Linked DNA regions of Mus musculus: region 2 is linked to region 1. A link is a loop called in an ENCODE intact Hi-C map of the cell type or tissue named here. Cell type or tissue: left cerebral cortex. All regions are shown on one strand.

Region 1 (8,000 bases):
TTCTGTGGGATACTGTGCTGGGTGCTCACATTTAGTCTCCATTTAGTGCATTATAAAAGTACCTAGAGCTGGGGATGTAGCTCTGTGGATAGAGTACTTGCCTAGCATGCACAAAAGTCTGAGTTGGAACCCCCAGCTCCACATACACATCACACTCTAGGTATGGGGGTGCATACCTGTAACCCCAGAACTCAGGAGGTGGAGGCAGGATGATCAAAAATTCAAGACAGTCCTAAGCTATATGAATTTGAGGCTATCCTGTGGTATGTAAAAATTCAAGCCAAACATCTACCAAAAGTTGTCATGCCATGACTTTTTTTTTTGACTTACAAAACTTTATTTGTGGACAGTTGAGCAGAGATCATACAGGAGCACTCCTGTACTCCTTCCAAAGTATACCACTAGACAAATATAGTGATGTGAGCCAGACATAGCTTATTTCAATAAAGACCCCATGGGCCAGGTCGATATAAAGCCTTCCTTCAAAGCAATTAAGGGTGTTCCTCCCACTAACAGGAGTCTCCTGATTAAATTTAGGTTCCTCGAGATTTCTTGAACAATCTTAGGTACAAGGGGGAATCCAGCAAATGCGGCTGTTCTCAGCTGACGTCCACCTGGTGAAGAGAGATGGTTAAAAGGAAAATTATCCAATTCATTTAGCTTCCTAATTTATTTAGGTCTTTCTGGTGAGAGGCCCTTTGCATAAGAGACATCACGTAAGACAGATCAACATCAGGGATGGGATGTCTCCATTGATGTCACTGAACCATTGTCCACCATTTTATCTTCATTTTCTGCTCTGATAGATGCTGCTGAGACCCCTTGATTGGTTGTGAAAGCCACAGATTTCCCAAAGCCGAATGGAAGTGTCTTTAAAGATATTGTAGAAATCAATGAGCCATGTGGCTTGTTCCGTGAACTTTTCCCTAGGCTCCCTGGAGCTTCTTTCGGGTCAATCTTTTATCAACCTGTCTATTTCCCAGCATCTTATTATCACATTAAATTGTTGTTAGTTACAAAAGTAATGGGGAAATTTGCATTTAAAATTCAAATAGCATAAAATGTAGAAAGAAGTGGAAATTTCTCTTTTTCTCTATTTATTAATCACTGCCAAAATTGGGATGTGTTTTTCAAACTGTATCTTATGAATTATATGTACTGTATAGGAGTACATCAAGAGTGGGCCTGCCCACTAGGCACCAAGAGGGCCCGATGGCTTAAGAACTTGGTCACTCTTTGAATCGTATGGACCTGCTGGAGGCATGATCCACCACTTCAGATCCAGTGAACTCTGTCTACTGTCTGAATCTGTGGTTAGGCCCACAGGCTCAAAGGGCTCGAAATAACCTCTGAGACCACAGCAGTGTAGACTCTCTGTCCTGCACTGACAACCATATCACCAGAAACCAGAACTCCCCACCCACAGTGGCCTTAGAACAAACACTCCAATCTCTCAGGAGACACTGAACACTTTGGAACAGAGCTTGGGCCCTGCATTCACCTTGGATGCCCCTTGGCTCTAGTCCTGGTTACAGATGCCCTCTGGTACTGCAGAAGTTGGAGGCCTGGTCAGTCAAATAGAAAGACTGCAGACAACTGTAGCAGTTTGGATGAGCATGGCTCCCATCAGTCCATATACTTGAATACTTGGTCACCAGCTCATAGAAATGCTTAGAAATGATTGTTAGGCATGGCCTTGTTGGAGGGGAGATGTCACTAGAAGCAGCCTTTGAAGTTTCAAAGGACTCATGTGATATCCAGGGTTCTCTCTCTCTCTCTCTCTCTCTCTCTCTCTCTCTCTCTCTCTCCCTCAATATTATAGATCAAGATGTGAGTTCTCAGCTGTCCCTTTACTGTCATGGGCTATAACCCTCTAAACCTGTCAGCCAAATTGGACACCTTTGGTCATGGTATATTATCACCATCATAGAAAAGTGTCAAGACAGGAGTTGGCATCAGGGGAAAGGGACATTGCCTAACAGACCTGACCATGCTGGTTTTTTTTTTTAATTTGTTTGTTTTGTTTTGTTTGGAATGTAGAAGACTTTGGTTTAAGAAAGTGGTTGGTTGCTGTAAGCAAAATGTAATGGGCCATCCCAGCAGGAGTATTGGAAGGCAACAGTTTTGAGAGCTCTGGATTGTGGAGTAGCTCAAGTGGTTTCTGAGAACAGTATCAGCAATTGGGCTAGAGACCATTCTTGTTATGTTTTAGCAAAGAATGTGGATGGGTTTTTTGTTGATTTGTTTGTTTTGTGTGGGGGAGGTTGTTTGTTTGTTTTGTTTTGTCTTGTCTTGTCTTTGTCCTCAAACTCTGCCTAAGGCTAAATTGAAGAGTTTGGGACTAATTTTGTTGACAGGGGAAATCCCAGTACAGCTTAATATTGACTCTGTTGTGTGGTTATTAGTACTCATTCCTATGTAGATCTACAATGAAAAAGGGCAAAGAGGACAAAATAATTAGTTTGAAGAGAAAAAGAGTAATTGTGAATCAAGAATGCTATCCCCTGCAACACTATCTTTCAAAAATAGATGGAGAAGCAACAGTATTTTAAGGCAAATACAAATTAAGAAAATTCATGACAACCAAGAAAACATGGCAGAAAATTCTCAGTGGGAAAGTTGTTAGTTAGGACTTCTATCACTATGATGAAACACCATGGCCAAAAGCAAGTTGGGGAAGAAAGAGTTTATTTTGCTTATGTTTCCACATCACTACTCCTCATCAAAGGAAGTCAGGACAGTTTCCACATCACTACTCAAACAGGACAGGAACCTGGAGGCAGGAGCTGATACAGAGGCCATGAAGAAGTACTGCTCGCTGGCTTTCTCCTTGTGGCTTGCTCAGCTTGCTTGCTTATAGCACCCAGGATCACTACCTGTGATAGCACTACCTCAGGGGTGGTACTACTCACAATGGGCTGAGCTTCCCTCAATAACTGATTACAAAAATGCCCCGTAGGCTTGCCTACAGCCCAATGTTACAAAGCCAGTTTCTCAGCTGAGGTTCCCCTCCTCTCAGATGACTCAAGCTTGTGTCAAGTTGACATAAAACTAGCCACACAAGGGAAGAAGGTGAAAAATAGCCTTCTAAATGTGTATACATAAAAGTGCACACTTTATCAAAATTGCAGGTAAATAAACTAGACTTGGGAAAGAAGTACATCAAAATATTATAGTTTCACATATTAAATTTATGATACTATTAACTCCCACAAGTTTCTTTTTTAAAGTTTACTTGCCCTGCCTCCTGATCTACATAATATTTTCAAAGCTACAGAATGTTCCATTGTGCAAATTTATTATGGTTAACTGATGAGTACTTTGTGCATAAAAACTCTATTATCATATGAGTTTTCAAGGTGACTAGATGTAAGACTCTAAGAAAATCAAAGACATCAGCACATATTATCAACTTAGAAACTCAATTAATAGTCCAAAGTGTACAAGAAAATTTTGAAAGAAAATCTGTAAACTTTGTCTGACTGATATAAAGACAAGACAAACCTATACCTTATTTCTAGGCAAAAAATAAAAGACCCTAAATATTGTAAGTTAGTTGCAATAGTTTTCTATAGGAGAGATATTTCTTAAGGAGATGCAGCACACACATCATCACTTTGGAGGCAGTGGGACATGGGGGGATGGAGCTGATACATAGGTGAACTGAAGTCTCATCCAATAGCCAACTTTATTCAGAGCATCAGACAATTTATACTCTGAAAGCTTATCTGAGTGACATTCTCATGAGTTCAAGCTGTCTACAATCACAAGGACAAGTCACACATGGCAAAAGCATGTTTTTCCATACAGGATAGTTTAAATATTTAATTGAATAATGGCAGCAAGTAATAATGAGTAATCTGAAGTAAACCTATCTGCTGAAATATGAAAACACATTCCAAGAATAATTCGGAATTTTGAAGAAACTGAGGTCCCAAGATGCTTGTCTTGGTTTCTCGGAGTGTACTTGGAAGCACCGAGAATTCTCCTCACACGACTCCATTCTTGGACCATGTTCTGTCTCCCCACCTCCACCCCATGTCTGCTCACTTCAGACAGGGAACCCATGAGAGGCCAAAGTCATGACTTCACCAAAGTACAACTTAATGAACTGTTGGGTTTTTACTGGGGTTGCTAACAGGAGTATGGGTAAGGTATCACTTAGAGATGGCTCAAAAAAGCAGCCATCTCTCTCTCTCTCTCTCTCTCTCTCTCTCTCTCTCTCTCTCCCTCTCCCTCTCTCTCTCTCTCTCTCTCTCTCTCTCTCACACACACACACACACACACACACACACACACACACACATACATACACACACACTGGGCAAGGACTTGGCAAGGCTGCAACCCCTAGAGCTCTCTGCAAAGCTTGCAGGCAGCTCCTCAGGTTTGAGATCTCAAACTGTTTAAATAGTCAGAGTCTGCTCCACCCCTGCATCTCCAGCAGCTGTTTGCTTCTTCTATCAAACTAGAAAAGAGCCTTCAAAAATCTTCCACATTTCCACTTTTCCCAGATTTTGTTGACCATCTGAGTCTTCAGAGTCCTGGAGAGAAAGTCTTCATTTGAAGGAAACTGCCCTACCATATAGGAAATCTTCATTTCACCTTGACTAGATTTAGAATCGCATAGAGGCTAGCTGCATGCCTTTGGGCCTGTGCCAGTGAGGTAAACCTGTTAAGGTGAAGGAGTGAATGTAGGTGGCCTCATCTCATGGCCTTGTTTAGGCAGCTATGTTGTTGCGATATTGTAGGCACAGCTTCCTCTTTGTATATAGAAAACACAACTGCACAGAAGACGTCCTCATCCTTTGGTTCTTACACTCTTTCTGCTTCTTCTTCCTCAATGTACCCAGAACCTTAGGTACAGAGGTTTTAGTTCTGTCAACTGGGGCTGGATACATCATGTCTCTGCTTTTAATTAAAATATCTATTTCATTTTCCTATAATATAGTTTCTGATGTTTGGGGCTTTAACTTTTTTTCATCATTTTAGTGATGTAACCTCCTGCTTATGTTGCTTTCTCCCATCTCCTGTCATTTACTGGGTGGATTTTCCTGTGACTATTACAATTTCTCTTCACTTGGCACTTATGGTCTCTCATTATCGTTCTTCCTTGTTTCCCTAAGTGTGAACAGTGAATTCTTGCCTTCTTAAATTCCAAAACAGCTTAGCATTTTTAAAACTACATCCTACAATAGATGAGAGCTTGGAACACTTGACTTACTAAACTTTTTACCACTGAGCTATCACCTAAACTTCATTCCCTGTGACTCTGGTATATGGAAAACAACTTCCAGTGTTTCCTTGAGGCTCAAATTATCACCTTTTTTTTTTTAATCTGAAAATATTTTCATTTTAGTCTCATCTTCCTTTTAAAGGATACTTTCGTTGGCTGTAGAAGTGTAGATCTTCAGCCATTTGGGGGAGTCTCTCAAAGACTGTGTTCATTTTCTTCTTTCTTAGCTTTCTCTTTGAGATAGGAGGAATGCCTTTAAAATTCAAGGATCCTAAAACTAGAAGCATTAAAGAATGATGGTGCTTGTAATTAATGGATTAACAAAATCTTATCATTTATTATATAATAATCTGTGGCGGATGTTTGAGTTATCTTGTGCTGTGGAAATTCTTAGTTGAACATATAGATGAATATGAATAAAGTATTAGGATTCATCTCTGTATTTTATTTTCAATAATACATTAAAAAGACTCTCTACATATTTTGCAAAAACATTTACCCTATTTGATCAAATATTTTCTTGGCCTCTAATTAAATCTGAACATGCTGTTTCATACTGAAATAATGTCATTTTCCATCTCCTCCCTGAAGTTGGGAGATCACTTGACTGTCTGAATAGGTCAAGGTGACCATGACAACTCCAGGATATGAGTTCAGATGGTTTAGAAAGGCTGGCTCTAGGGAAAAATTCCAGAGTTGTGCTTAAGTTGGAGAGAAACTGAGCAGAAGCACCAAGGGTGAAGTGAAGCATTGGGTTCTGATGTTTGGGTATTACTTTGCACAGTGTGTCCCATACAGCTAGGAGATCTAATTTTAAAAACACATTATTGCTATGCTTTTCTTTGTAGATGCAATTAGCATTCTTATGAGTGGAACCAGCAAATGCTAAATTCTTAAACTGCTAATGACTTCCCCAGGCTTCTGATCCTTTGCCATGCACAAGTTCTGAAATACAAAAATATCCTGATGTGTGCTCAACGGTTCCCAATCCCAAGGCTTTCCCACTACTGAAAACAGCTTCTGGAGTGGGGAGCCAGCCACTGGTGTTCATTTCTGTTACTGTGACAGATACCCTGGCCAAAACAAATTTGGAAGATACAGGGTTTATTTGGCTCACAATTCCAGGTTATATCACTGAGGGAAGTCATGTAGGGGGGATCGAAATCATGAACAATGCTACTTGCTTGCTGGCAGGCAGGCTTATGCTCAGCTACCTTTCTGATACAGTTAAGACCACCTGCCTAGGGAATGCAGCTTCCCACAGTGGACTGGTCTCTTACTAATCAAGACAAGTTCCCATAGACCTGCCCACAAGCTTTTCTGAGCTGGGCAATTCTTTGCGATTCTCTTCCCAAATGATTCTAGGTATCAAGTTGACAGTTAAAGCTACACAGGACAATACTTCTGACAACCTTGAATACATTCCAAGAAATATTCCATACTGTTTGTAGATGCTTGAACTTACCTAACAACAGAACAAAATGTGGACAAGGAAGATACATTCAAGATTTGGGATCGTGGATACCTCTAGAAATGGGAATAGGTTGTAAGGGTTGTTAAACTATATTTATAATATTTGATTTTCAACTATGAAGCAGATTTAACCAATAGTGTACTTTTCATGACTACTCTGGAGTCTGTTATTTTACATATCTCTGACTTAATTTATAAATATCAATAAAATTATTTACATATGTAAAGAACAGTGGATTTCAACATTTTAAGATAAATATAAGGTCTTCATGCCATCTTTGTTTTCTAACACCACTCAATGGAAGCCAGTAGGATGGGACAGAGAAAGTGCAGCTCGGTGTGCACATTTGCTACAGCAGGAGCCCCTGCCTCTGGCTGTCAGACCTCACCAGGCAGTGAAGAACAGTCTCCTCGGAAGATCCTCCCCAGATGTGTTTCTTCCCAATGGAGCCCTTGAGGAGCAACAGTTTTGGCTTCAGTTTTATGCTTTATCAAGCACTAACATTATCTGTTAGTTGCGGTGGCTGGAATGTGCTCCCAGAGGACCACGGAGCCCTCTCAAGTCTGAAATAAGATGCCCCACAGCAACATTCAGACCTCATTTCTTTTTCAAACAAGAAATTTAATCAAATCTTAAACTTAAACTCATAGTTGTTTTTCTTTTTAGAAAATTTTATTTTTAAATTACATGTTTGCGTGTGTTCATATGGGACACAAGGCTCCTCTCCTCCCGAAGAGCCCAGCAGAAAGTGTCAGATCCCCTTGAGCTAGCATTACAGGTGGTGACCCTAATGCGCTCTTGGAACTGAACTTAGGTCTTCTGCAAGAGCAATACCTGTTCTTAACTTCTGAACCATCTCTCCAGTCTCAACTTGTGAGTGTTTGTATGAAGCTTCATAAAGACATCAAACAGAGAAAGCTGTTTGGGCAACTCAATGACATTCCATACAGCTGGGAATGCCATCATGATTTATGGTACTCTTTTTCCCTATGTTATCATCATTGCACTAGATCACCAAATAAACAACCTTGGACACCTTAAAGCAGGTAGAATCAAACTGTTCTCTGACTCATTAATAGAATATCATTGAAAAAAAAATCCAGAATAGTAGTGATAGTCCTGGATCTTTCCATGCAGACAGTCCTCCTGTAGCACCACCCCAAGTCTCACCAGGAAGACAAAACAATTCTATTCCGACCCTCTCTTCTGTCTGTTCTTCTCTACCTATTTCCAGACTTCCTGTGATGAGCTAATTAGAATTACACCTGTACAGTGATCAGAGCATGCCCT
Region 2 (8,000 bases), 300 kb before region 1:
CCACAGAGCTCTGAGTTTGGATTGAGATCTCGGTAAGATTTGCAGGTTAGGTTCTGTTGCTCCCTGGGGCACACTTGTCATGACTCTGGATCTCTCTCGATGTGTATTGAAAAGTCCAGCCTCCCATCCAGGGAAAAGACAGCTCAACCCACATTCAAGACTTTGTTTTTAAATACTAGTCTAAAGACAGTGTCAAACTCACGGGGCCAGGGGCTGGAGAGATGACTCAACACTCAAGATGGTGAATTTCTCTCACAGAGGACCCAAGTTTGGTTCCCAGAACCCATGTCAGGCAGGTCTCAACTTCCTGTAACTCCAGCTCCAGGGAACCAGGAATTCTCTTCTGGCCTCTGTGGGCACCAGCACCCAAGTGACAGCCACACAGAGACACATAATTAAAACAAGAAAGGAACCTGGATGGACTTATCAATTGATTGGTTGCCCAGTGTCAGATGGTCAGCCCTGAAAGCATACATTCAGATGACATTACATGAACAGAACAGGTATATGTGTATACACATATATGTATGCAATAACAAATTTTTACTAAAAAAAGAGGCCATGCATTTGAAGGAGATCCAGGAAGGGTTTATAGGAGGAATAAAAAGGAAGAGAGAATGTAATTGAATGATAACCTCAAAACAAAACAAAACAAAAAACAAAACAAAACAAAAAACCAACCCAGCCAGCCAACCAACCAATAACAATAGCAAAACCAACCAACCAACCAAACATATAAATTAAACAAAAACACCTAAAAACCATGGTTAAAAAAAACAAAACAACCCGCGAGTCCAGCCCAGTGAGCTCTTGGTCTTCTCACTTTCCCACTTCTCTATGACTATAGTGTGGTCTTTTACACTCATCTATCAGCTCATACATTGTTTGGCTTGATGAATGCACACTCAGTGCACATGTGGCCTCTGAGTGATGAGGAGAAGATGCACAGGTTGCCAAACAGCTGCCTCTGTCTTGTGGTGCTGTCTGACCCAAGCAGAAAAGTCCCAGGACTACTTACGCTTCTCCAAACTGCGGGATGCAGAAGAAAGACAGAAGGGAAAGAGGGTCTGGAGATGGGCTCAGCCAATGAAGGGCCCAGAACACACATAAAAGCTGGGTGTGTACTGTAACCCTATGACTGGGAGGCAGAGACAGGCAGATCCTGGAGCTCACTGACCCGAAAACCCAGCCCCATTAGTAAGCTTCAGGACGAGGAAAGACCCTATCTCAAAACAAAAGAAAAAAATCGTGGGTGGTACTGAGCAATGGCACCGTGGTTGTCCTCTGCCACCCCACCCCTCATATAAGCATGCACACATGCACCCTTCTGCAGGGAACACAGCCAACCAGCCAGACACACACACACACACACACACACACAGAGGGGGGGGTCACCACCTCTACTTTGTACTTGGTGAAGGACATGCTTCAAGAATGGCTGGGAAAGGCACGAACACCGAGCAGAAATGTCGATCCATGTACAGGATTAAGGATGGGGCTTGGGGAAAAAGAAATACTGAGTCTGAGACATGGCAATTGCAACCAGGCAAGGGAGGAAGATGCAGGGTGAGGCTGGGAAGCCAATGAAGAGGAGAGGAGTTACACAATGGTGCTTAGGCCATGCTAAGGGATTCTATTGTGAATGGGGTTGGAATTCATTTAAAAAAAATTGAAATGGGACTGGGGAGACAAGTACAGAGAGCCACACAGGCTGATCCTTCACCAACAGACAGAAGTGGCCTGAGACAGGCCAATTGGAGGCTGTTACCAAGTAAGGGAAATGTTTATAGTTCAGGTATGATTGCTAGTGAGGAAAATGGAGAGAAATAAATGGATTTAAGATATTGACGGTGCTGGAGAGGTGTGGATGCTGGGCAGGGATGCAGTAGAGGAAGGCATTAGGGAAGTCTACTGGGTCTGCAGCTTGGACATCTCAGTGTTTGGTGATATGAATCCCCGGCAGGACAGGGAACACAACAGAGGGCCAGCAGCCATGCTGTCACCGCAGGCACTTTCTTTGTTGTGTTTACTGTCATAAACAAATGATACATTGGGGGCTCGGGCTCTTCCCCATAATGATGACAGATGAAGGGGTCAAAGCCACTTTTCAGCAGTCTCTGAGAGAATACTGATTTTTCTTTCCTGAATTTATCAATATAAAATGTGCTAATGGATATTAATATTCGATCAGTTGGGTTTGCATTTCTCACCAACCGCCAGGAAAGCATCATGACCCTCTTAGATTTTCAATGGATAAAACATGAATTACTTTAACAAATTTCCCCTTGCAATGTCTTGATTATGTATTCCGACGAAAGAGAGTGTATTTGTGAACCATCATGAACAATAATAATCACAATATATTTCAATTTATGGACACACAAGCCTGAAGGCCTCCAGGCATTTTCACAGACAACAACTAAGAGAGTACCTTGTCATCAAACAAGCCAATATGCCCAAATCAATAGATGCTAGCATTGTTCTGTAAATAAACTTCTGTCCTCAGAAAGCAACATTAAAGAATTGCTACACATCAACTATATATGTGTATATATAGAATATAATTCAACAATTCATCTTATCTTGAAATATTCTATAGTTATACAGTCTATAGATTGGAAGGGGCGTGGGCCTCACTTCTGTTACTTTACCGAGTAGCTGACACCTGTCTTACCAAGTACTACCTGGCCATCTTTTGCTAGCCTCATCCAGGAAAGCATCAAAGAGTTGGGGAGGGAACACGGAGGCAGATTCTTGGATCCTGCTGGCCAGCCAGTTTAGCCAATCAATGAGCATAGGGCTCAGGGATCATCCCTGGGTCAATGTATATATTATATTATATATTAAATTATGTATCATTATAATACATAATATATATATAGAGAGGAGAATGAATGAACAAGACACCTAATGTCTACCTCTGGCTTCCGCATGCACGTGTACTTGTATGCACAGGTACACACACACACACACACTCCACACATGGACACAAACAAACAATTTTTTGTTTTGTTTTTGTTCTGTTTGTTTTTCAAGGCAGGGTTTCTCTGTGTAGCCCTGACTGTCCTGAAACTAGCTCTGTAGACCAGGGTGGCCTTGAACTCAGAGCTTTGCCTGCCTTGCCTGCCTCTGCTTCCGGAATGCTGGGATTAAATCCTGTACCACCTAACTCTCTCTTTTTGTCTCTGTTTCTGTCTCTGTCTCTGTCTCTCTCTCTGTCTCTCTCTCTCTCTCTGGGCCCTGAGAAGACACTGTGCCTCCACGGTCAGGGTGGCAACAATGGCGAGCTCTGCTCTAGCCATTGGTGTGTCATTTGAAATTCTGACCCCAGAACAGCTTTTTGCCAACTTTGTAAGCTACCAGGTGTCTCTTCTCTGTGAAGTATTGTAGAAATTATTTTATGCTGACCTGGGGTTTCCACCCAGCCTTATCACTCAGTTCCTGGAAAAACACTCACACAACCTTTATATTTACAAAAAGGCTCAGACGGCACAAGAGCTAGGCAGATATCTACCCTTTATGCTATTAGAATCTACTTTCCTATCGATAACCCTGAGTCATTACTTATTATGTTTCATTTGGACTGCTCTTAACTCCAATTGGTCAGCCCTCAGGGCCATGTTTTCATGACTCACCTAACCCATGGTGCCTTCCAGGGCCATGTTTTCATGACTCACCTAACCCACGGTGCCTTCTCTCTCCCCCTTCACCTTCTTTTCCCTTTGTGGTTCTCTTCCTACTCCCAAACTCAGGAACCCTAAACCCCTCCTACGTCTTGTCTGCCTAGCTATTGGCTGTCAGCATCTTTATTTACCAATCAAAAATAACTCTTGGGCAAGGTCACACAGTGTCATTTGGGTCTAAGTGTTGACTCTAATCTCTCTGGGACAACCAGTTTTTGGGGACCCAATGTTAGTATTAGAATACAAGCAGCATCAGGCCAACCCACTGCAGTGAAGAACACTTCAGCTATGCATCGCTAGCTTCAACAGTTGCCAGCCTCATGCTGTTTTCCTTCCCTGCATGTGTGTGCTGTTTGTTTTGTATTTTACCTCTTGAAAGTTGTGTGTCTGAGAGCTGTTGACTTCTGGCACATTATTCCTAAAGGATTCGGCAGGTACCTCCTCCTCAGGTAATCTCCACAAACTGTGAGTCTGCAATCAGGCCTAAAACAACCATTCTATCCCAGCACCTGGCAAGTGCTGTCCATACTGCATTCTCCCAGCCAGAAGATACCTTTTTCAAGGCACTTGTGTCTGCCTGCCTGTATGTGGAACCTAGAGGCCAACCTTGTGAATCAGAACACCATCCCTTTCAGACAGCGCCTCCTGCTGGCCTGGAGCAGGAAGTACTGTCTGAAAGCTGCTGTCCACCAGGCTCCAGGGACTCACCTGTCCCTGTTTCCCTTGTGCTGGGATCACAGGTGCACAGCATTACCCAGAGGTTGTTCGTTTGTTTGTTTGTTTGATTGATTTGGATGCTTGGATCAAACTTGGATCTTCCTGCTTATGATTCAAGCAATATCTATCTATCTATCTATCTATCTATCTATCTATCTATCTATCTATCTATGTCTGAAACAAGATCCAATCTGTGCTTGTTTGCAGTTCTGTCTCTTTGAGACATGTCTAGTTTTTATTTTTAAAGACTTATTTTTGGTGTGTGTATGAGTTTGTGTGTCTGCATGTATGTCTGTACAGTGCCTGTGGAGGCCCAAAGAGGCTGTAAGATCCCTTGGAACTGGAATTACAAATACTTGTGGGCATCCACGTGGATACTGGGAAGCAAACCCAGGTCCTCTGAAGAGCAGCCTGTGGTCTTAGCATCTGAGTCATCTCTCCAGCCCCTATTTCTAGCTTTTAAACATTTACTCATAGTGTTGACTATTTGAAGGCAAACCATTATATACTCTTCATATTAGAAATCCCTCTGGGTGCTTTGAACTTTATTCTCCTTCCTTGTATTCTCTGTAAGACTAAAATTAGGGGTGGATGCCTGATGAAATTCAAGTTAGTATGTTTTGGATGAGCATATTCCATAAAGGAGTTGCACACATGATATATTACTGAGGCATCCTGCTGTTAATGGCACTGAGTTTGGTCACTTTGTCAGGAGCGTCACTCCATTGTAAATGGAACCTTTCCCTTTTACAAATACTTCTGTAGTAAATAATCTTCATTTGTCAGCAGTCAATATCCCCATTCCCCCAAATCTTCCACATTACAGTGTGAAGACCTCCTGGATAAATTGACATGGCAATATCATATACATATGTATGTGTATGTGTGTGTACATAGGTATATATAATTCCTATATTTTGAAGTTAAAATATATTTACATTTCCTCTCCCTTTTCTCCCTCTAACCCCTTCCGCATATCCTATTATTGTCCCTCAATTTGATAGCTTCGTTTTCTTTGATTGCGTGTGTGTGTGTGTGTGTGTGTGTGTGTGTGTGTGTACCTCCTCATAAATACTGTTCAGTCCATACACTTGTATGTATGTTTCCAGGGCTGACTTCTGGCATTGGATAACCAACTGGGGTTCTCTTCCCTGGGGAAGACTATTTCTCTCACTCTCAGCATCCCTTGTAAGCCTGTGTTCTTTGTCTAGGGTCAAGGCCCCATGAGATTTTCCTCTTCTGGGTTAGTATGTCTGCTGATGTTGTTTTTGTTTGGTCTAGTTTAGACAGCCACACTTATGAGACTTTAGGGGTGTAGTTACTCTGACATTTCTAGCAGCCACAGCATCACAGCAACCTCCCTGTTCCTCTGGCTCTTATGCTCTTTCCTTGTGCTCTCTCTTCCTCTATGATCCTGGAGCCTTCTCTGCAGGAGTTGTATTGTGGGTGTATCATTTGGGACTGGGCACCCCACCATCACTCGCTCTCTGCTGTTTGATCAGCTGTGGGGTTTGTTTTGTTTTAATGGTCTCTATCTGTTGCAGAGACATTTCTTTGATGAGGGAAAGGTAAGACCACCATTATCTCTGGGTATAAGGTGCTTTCTTTCTTTCTTTCTTTCTTTCTTTCTTTCTTTCTTTCTTTCTTTCTTTCTTTCTTTCTTTTTAAATAGACTCACTTTCTCCTTTGTCAGCCAAAATGAGTTTCTGTCGTAAGCCACCTTCTATCAGTCAGAAGCAGCAAAGAAGAACAAGGTCAGAAGCCTGGAGAACAGGTTTGGAATCACTACTGTGTTACCCTTGGCTGAACTTGATCCTTGGTGGTGGATATAAAGCATCCTTGGTTGGATATTTCCATGTGGGTCTCTCACTTCTGTCTTCTATTTTCCAAAGTGGTGTCTGGAAAGAAATGAAACATTACACACTGAAAGTCTGTCAGCCGGTGATGGCTAATGACACCTCATATGGAAACATAATCATCCATAAATTTATATATTTATTGACCCTTTTGTATACTCTATATCTCTATCTATGGTTTTGTGTGTGTGTGTGTAAGTATGTATGTATGTATGTATGTGTCTTCTGTGTATCATCTGAGTATCTATCATCTTCCTATTAATCATCTATCATCAATCACCTGTCTATCCATCTATATGTTATCTACCATCAATGTGTATATGTGTCATCATCTGCCATTTATGCATTATCTACCTATCTATATATCTATCATCAATCACCTATGAATACTTGTATCTATCATCTTCCAGCATTTGTCTCAACCTATCAACTATTTATATATCATGTTCATATATATATCACCAATTATCTATGTATGTATTATCATCTATACATATCTCATACATGATACATCTATCATACATATTTCTATCTATATGCTGTCTGCCTGCCTACCTATCCATCTATCCATCTATCCATCTATCCATCCATCCATCCATCCCTCTCTCTCTCTCATCATCTGCCTATCTATCTATCTATCTATCTATCTATCTATCTATCTATCTATCTATCTATATCTTCTATCTTCTCAGATAGTCATTCCATGGAATGGGAGGTCATGTGTAATAATATCTGTGTAGCAGGTGAAGAAATTGAGACACTAAGTGTCCAGGTTAGTTAGCCAAGTATATGGTTCATTCATGGCAGAAATAGAGGAAAGTTTCTCACTTCAGAGTCATTGCTCTTTACCATAATTAAGCTGTGTGAAGAACAGTTATTTAGAGCTGTCATAAAGCAAACAGCATGTCCAGTCCAAATACATCTCAGAATCTCTCTTCAGACTAGTGTTGGTATGCAGCATTTCTCCCCCTGCAGTTACCAGCTCACTTCTAAGCCATCAGCCCACAGTTGGACCAGTAAATAGCTAAGTGTCCAGGCCTCACCAGTTTGTGGAGGTTTGTGGAGGTGACTCCCCCAGGACCTGCGCCTGATTACCACTTCCCGTAGATTCCTTCAGTTATTAGTGTAATTGATGTGTCACGGGCTTCATCTGTGATTTGTTGTGGGCTCATTGATTAACAAGGGGTTGGCAGAGCCCAGTGTTTTTCTGCTGTCTTCTTAGCCAGGAATGTTTGTTCAGCAAATAAGAAGGCAGTAGTGGGGGCTGCAGCCCAAGTTGGTAGAGTATTTGCCTAGCATGAAGCCCTGGGTTTGATCTTCAGCATGGCACAGGCTGGCTCTGGTGGCACATCTGTAATCTCAGCACTAGGGAAGTGAGGGAGGAGGAACAAAGGGTCAAGGTTACCTTTGGCTGTAAGACATTTGGGCCAGCTTGGAATATGTGAGCCCACATGTCAAAAGGGGAAAAGCGGGGATCAAGGCAAAGAGATTGTGTCTTGTGCTTCTCTCTCTTTCTTTCTTTCTTTCTTTCTTTCTTTCTTTCTTTCTTTCTTTCTTTCTTTCTTTCTTTCTTTCTTTCTTTCTTTCTTTCTTTCTCTCTCAGTGTTACTGAACCAGCCAGGGCTGGATTTGTCTGCTGGTGCTTGGTGGGTTCCACTTAGTCTCCAGGGGAACCATTCCAGTTTTATTTTTTTAAAAAGGATGATGACGACGATGATGATGATGGCGGTGGCAGTGGTGGCAG

Evidence for each region. A loop is a pair of places that touch in the nucleus more often than their neighbours do. Peaks named below come from ENCODE experiments on the same cell type or tissue, not always from the same donor. Only the 100,000 strongest peaks of a DNase experiment are listed, where the experiment ranks them.
Region 2: it touches region 1 in a loop (2.0-fold over the local background); 1 of 42 quality-filtered maps calls a loop at or near these places.

What each region holds. Positions count from the first base shown.
Region 1 is chr9:69,643,479-69,651,478 of GRCm38, reverse strand. No RefSeq gene overlaps it. Among named protein-coding and RNA genes, the nearest start is that of Gm31469, 25 kb to the left of the region's middle. In left cerebral cortex, no CTCF peak of the experiment used is centred here; a DNase peak (open chromatin) is centred at 4,424.
Region 2 is chr9:69,945,481-69,953,480 of GRCm38, reverse strand. No RefSeq gene overlaps it. Among named protein-coding and RNA genes, the nearest start is that of Bnip2, 40 kb to the left of the region's middle. In left cerebral cortex, a CTCF peak has its summit at 4,326 (motif pointing left); a DNase peak (open chromatin) is centred at 4,338.